Regions from separate parts of the Mus musculus genome. Here region 2 is linked to region 1. A link is a loop called in an ENCODE intact Hi-C map of the cell type or tissue named here. Cell type or tissue: gastrocnemius. All regions are shown on one strand.

What was found. Hi-C counts contacts between places; a loop is a spot of excess contacts. Peaks named below come from ENCODE experiments on the same cell type or tissue, not always from the same donor. Only the 100,000 strongest peaks of a DNase experiment are listed, where the experiment ranks them.
Region 2: a loop joins it to region 1, with 3 times the contacts of the local background. A loop is called at or near these places in 15 of 42 quality-filtered maps.

What each region holds. Positions count from the first base shown.
Region 1 is chr1:15,891,162-15,893,661 of GRCm38, forward strand. Sbspon (somatomedin B and thrombospondin, type 1 domain containing) reads right to left here and starts at 1,561. Exons shown (of 5, transcript NM_001033288.3): 1 at 1,278-1,561. The coding sequence starts at 1,491. In gastrocnemius, no CTCF peak of the experiment used is centred here; a DNase peak (open chromatin) is centred at 1,559; H3K4me3 peaks cover 1,235 bases; H3K27ac peaks cover 725 bases.
Region 2 is chr1:15,006,364-15,008,863 of GRCm38, forward strand. No RefSeq gene overlaps it. Among named protein-coding and RNA genes, the nearest start is that of Trpa1, 89 kb to the left of the region's middle. In gastrocnemius, a CTCF peak has its summit at 1,461 (motif pointing right); no DNase peak of the experiment used is centred here.

The DNA.
Region 1 (2,500 bases):
GTGCTTCTGGTACAAAGTGACTTCCTAAGGAGTAGAGACAGCATCTTCAGTGTCCCACCATCCCTGTGCTTACTACAAACTAAGGGCTACAGGACTCTAGGATCAATGCATAGGCAAGCCCCTCAAGAATGAGTGCTTTGGAAGACCCAGGGACACGTAGCTGAGACACCCAGTTTCGGGTGTTGCCAGGGAAGGGGACACATGGCTCAGACTCACTGCATTTTCTGGTTCATTGACTTTTCCAGCTTCCTTTAGACTGAGGCAAGATGACTTGTCACGGGAATGGGGGGAGAACTTATCAAAAAGGGCATCCGCCAGTAAATCTTGGAGGTTTTTTGGCTGTGCCCTTCCACAGTATCATGGCTGGGTGACTGACCTGCCTGGGATTGACAGGCTCTTAGCAAAGAGGCAAGAGAGGCCTTGTTGCTACTGGGCCTCTCGTTCCTGGAGTGTGGCCCAGCCCTTGGGTCCTCTCCTCAGAAGTTGCCTAGGACTTGTGTGAGGACAAACCCTATCATATGGACAACTTTGGGACTGATCTGATTAGCAAGGAGCAAAGCTGCTTTGGTTTTCAGAGCTGACTTCTTGGTCACGGCTTGTTTTTCAGGACTGTGTTTCTCATTTCTTCCTTTACCTTTAAGTTCAATTAAACCTGCGTTGACAGAACCCTACCAAGGGGTACTGTGAGATGCTATGGGAATGTTAGATAAGAAAAGACCTCATTCTAAAGGGAAGGATCAAACACTACAGAGACTTGAGGAAAGAAAGTATCCTAAAGATAGTTCCAAGAGCACAGAAAACCTCCTCACAGGAAACAGCGGTGGTCCATGTTGGAGCCCACCACAGAACACCTCAGACCTCTAAGAAAGTGGAGGCCCCTCCCAGGGCAAGCTTGATACAAAGTGAGACAGTCTCATCTTCCTGGCCTTGTTAGTTTTCTCTATCCCCAAACTTTATGAGGTTGACAGAATGAGTGTGGTGACGGCTGGTCCAGGGACACACCCCTGACAACTGTCAGCACCATCCTTCCAGGCCCCAGGTGACTCTATGAAGCTAGAGTTCTTGAGTCACAGAACACATCCCAGAGGTGATCCCCACAGATGTTAGGGGGTGTGCTTCGGGGACATTAGATGAAGCCGACTGGGAAGCCTGGAATGGAGCGGGAGTTGGGGTGGGGGTGGGGTACTGGGATTGCGAAGGCTGATACTGGACTGGCCTGGAAGTGACCAGAAGATTCCTGGCTTCCTAGGGGTCCCTCCCGGCGCCCAGCCACCCACCTGGGCACGCCCTGTCGTAGTCGAAGCAGCAGTCCCCGGTGAGACGGCAGGCTTGGTCACAGAAGCATGTTCCATAGACCCTGTCCAGCCTCCAGCCGCGGGCGAAGCAGGCTGGGTCCCGGCCAGGACAGCAGCGGCCGGCCTCTGCACAGCCAGCCAGGGCCCCGGGCCACAGCCGCGCCAGAGCGCACAGCACCATCCACAGGGTCTTCATGGCCAGAGCTGCCGCGACACTTGCGAACGGACCCAGCTAGAGCCTCGGGCAAGAGCTCGGCTCCTCCGACAGCCGAAGCCCCCGCCCTCGGCCCTCCGCCCTTCCGCACCGCCCCTCGGCTGCCCTGGCTGTGCGCCCGCTCGGCGGGCTCTGGGCGGGTGGCACTGGGGCCCAGGTGGGACGCGCTTCTCCTCCTGGCCACCAGCCGACCCCCGACCACCCCAGGTGCTCTCACAGCCCGCTACCGGCCACTCTCCCCAGGATCCAAACTCTGCCTCCTTAGGTCTGGGGACGCGGTAGCCCGTGCCTGTTTGCACCCGGAAAGCCGCCAGAAAATGGATGGAGCCCCTGTGCACCCGGGCGACCCCCAAGCGCCCCAGCTCGCTCTAGAAAGCCCTCGGAGTCTTTTCCCAACTGTTTCTCCAACTCTCCTGGGCCCTGTCGGGCACAGAGAAGTATCTTTCTGCAGCATTTTATAGTGGCTTTTTTCTCACCCAGAAAAAAATGCTACTTTCCTTCACTTAAAGGACAAATTAATGAATACGAAGAAAATGATAAAGTAGAAACTGTACTCTGTTTTTTTGTTAAAGCCGATTTCCCAAAGAGAACCCCCACCAATAATGGTTTTTCGGTTTTTGTTTTTGTTTTTTTATAATAACTTTCACTCTAAGGTGTTCGTCTAATTTTGGAGGGTTTTATTCGCGTGCACATCTTTGTTTGTTGTCTTGTTCTTGCCACGTTGAGAATGGAAATTAGATCCTGACCGATGCAAGGTCATCCTACTAAGCGACACCCCACCGGCAACTTGTTTGTTTACTTGCTTGTTGAGATGAGGGACTTGCTACTTACTTCTGGCTGACCTGTAACTTGCCATGTAGACCAGGATGGGATGGTATCGAACTCACGAGAGCTACTGCCATCTGCCTCCCAAGTGCTGGAACGAAAGGCATAGGCCTTTACACCCAGCTTTATGCCCAAGTTTTTATATGTGTTTCTTTCTCTTCTCTAA
Region 2 (2,500 bases), 880 kb before region 1:
GCCCATGGGAATCAGGGTTTAGAATGGTGAGATGTGTGTGGGGAAGGCCCAGGGATGAGAAAGAAAGAAGGCTGATAGCTGGAGCAAGGAAGCTGGAGCCAGGAAGTCCCGCTGATAACTTATACCAAACAAGTTCCTCAAGAAGCACAGTCTTTTATCTGTGATTTGTAGGAGAATGGGCCAAGGCCAGGGAGACCTAAGTCCAACAATGCTGTCAGAGAGCACAGGATGCCTCAGACACAGGTACCTTAGGACTTAGTAACCACGGTCCTTCTGCAGAGAAGGTAGTGTTCTTAGGAACCCAAACCACTTGAGGCCCAGGTTCCAGCCTCAGTCTGGTCCTTGCCAAATCTGCCACTAGGCAAGGGCACAGACGTTTTCTTTTGTCCTTTCATTGGCACCTCTGAGAAAGTCTTTAGTTGATCTGGCTCCCAACAGAAGAACACACTAATAAGTGAGGTTAAATTTAATTTGTTTGTTTGTTTGTTTCCATTTTTAAGTCTTGAGCATTGAGAGAAAGCACCCAAGGAGCTGAAGGGGTCTGCAAACCTATAGGTGGAACAACAATATGCACTAACCAGTACCTCTAGAGTTCATGTTTCTAGCTGCATATGTAGCAGAAGATGGCCTATAGGCCATCACTGGGAAGAGAGGCCCCTTGGAAACTTTATATGGCCCAGTACAGGGGAATGCCAGGGCCAAGAAGTGGGAGTGAGTGGGTAGGGGAGCAGGGCGGGGGAGGGTATAGGGAACTTTCGGGATAACATTTGAAATGTATATAAAGAAAATATCTAATAATAATTATAATAATAAAACGTCTTGAGCATTGACAGGGAGGTGACCATGGATAGAAATCCTGTGCAATTATGAACACTCATCCATTTGATCTTTTCAAACTTTAACCTTGAATTCTGACAACACACTTGTCCAAACTGTACAACTCCCCACTCAAGTTTTATGTTTATGAGATTTATGTCTCAAGCTATTTTGATCTCAAGAGTTCAAACGATGTATAACTACACTTGGACAGGGGATGAGGACAGGAACCCTAAACAAACTTGCACAGGTTTCTATGTATCTTCAGTAAAAGGCAGAAGAGGAGGAGGAGGAGGAGGAGGAGGAGGAGGAGGGAAGCTGGAGACACAAAGAGCACCTCAGCACATTCTGTTGTAATATAAGTGCAATCTTTTCACTGTCACAGTTATGAGAGAATATAGAGAGTTTTATTTTGCATCCATAAACACAACCACACAAGACTAGAACGAAAGTCAGGCATTGAAAACTCCGGTGATATTGATGAAAACGTTTCTTACTGTAAATGCTGACAACTACCAATTTTATTATTCTAATTAATTCAATACCTAGAGATATTTAAGTGATAGTGGATTCTTCTTATTAAATAATTGACTTTGATTATGTTAATTTAGAGAATGACTTTCTGTTTGTAGAAATACTACACTTTACCACTAGGTGGCAACAATGGTTCAAAAATGAAGGACTGTGACAAAGTGCTTTCCTGTGTCTCAACGGATAAGTGTGAAGTCAAACTCAAACAGGCAACTGTTAATCCATGATAATGCAATTATGTAAAACCTGACAAAGCGTGAAATTTGGTAAAACCATACAGTTTATAGAAATGATTCAAAAGACTTTAAAATAAAAGTTAATAAAATATTGACAATATTGATTATAATTTGATAAAACTGGTGTAAATTGTATCATACCCAGATGAATTGATGACTTAAGACATACAAATAGGTATAGGAGGGTATCAAGGCACTTTTAGGTAGTTAAACATTTAACACCAATTATCAAATTAAACTAATTTAAATGAAGAATAATGTCTTCATCTCATAATGCTACATATACAATACATTGACACCTACAAATATTCAATACATATTTACCACACAGAAATAAACCAAAGATACATTCAATATTGTATTGAAATAAAAATTATTCAGAATTCACTATTATTTCTGACTTTCTGTTTGTAATTTTTTGCAGAATGTTATTTAATTATTTATTTCATGTATTTAAGACTTGTTAAAATTTAGCCAGTTGGTAGGTTTGTTAATCAACTTTCAATTACTCTAACATCCATGAGATGTTAGGCCTCGATGTTTCGTGTCTGGAGGGAGGCATCTGCAGTACCGTTAATCTCATCCCATGATGCAAAGAGAGAGGACGTGGCAAGGCTATGACCATCACCATCAGCCGCATGCCTCAATGATTTATGAATCTTCCATAAGGCCCAACCTGTCTATACTTTCAGCAAGTTTTAATAACCCAGGTCTGGGCTTTTAATACTCAGGTCTTCAGAGAACAATTCCCTGTTCCTGCCATCAAGATATGGACATCTTAGTAGAGATTTGCAAGGCAGCTCTTTAAAGACTCTGGGAATGCAGCAGATTTTGTGCTCAGTGCTATTAGCATAGTGTTGGCCAAGAAGTGTGTGAGAGGAAGCAGGACACCCTTCATCCCAAAGGGTCTGCAGAGG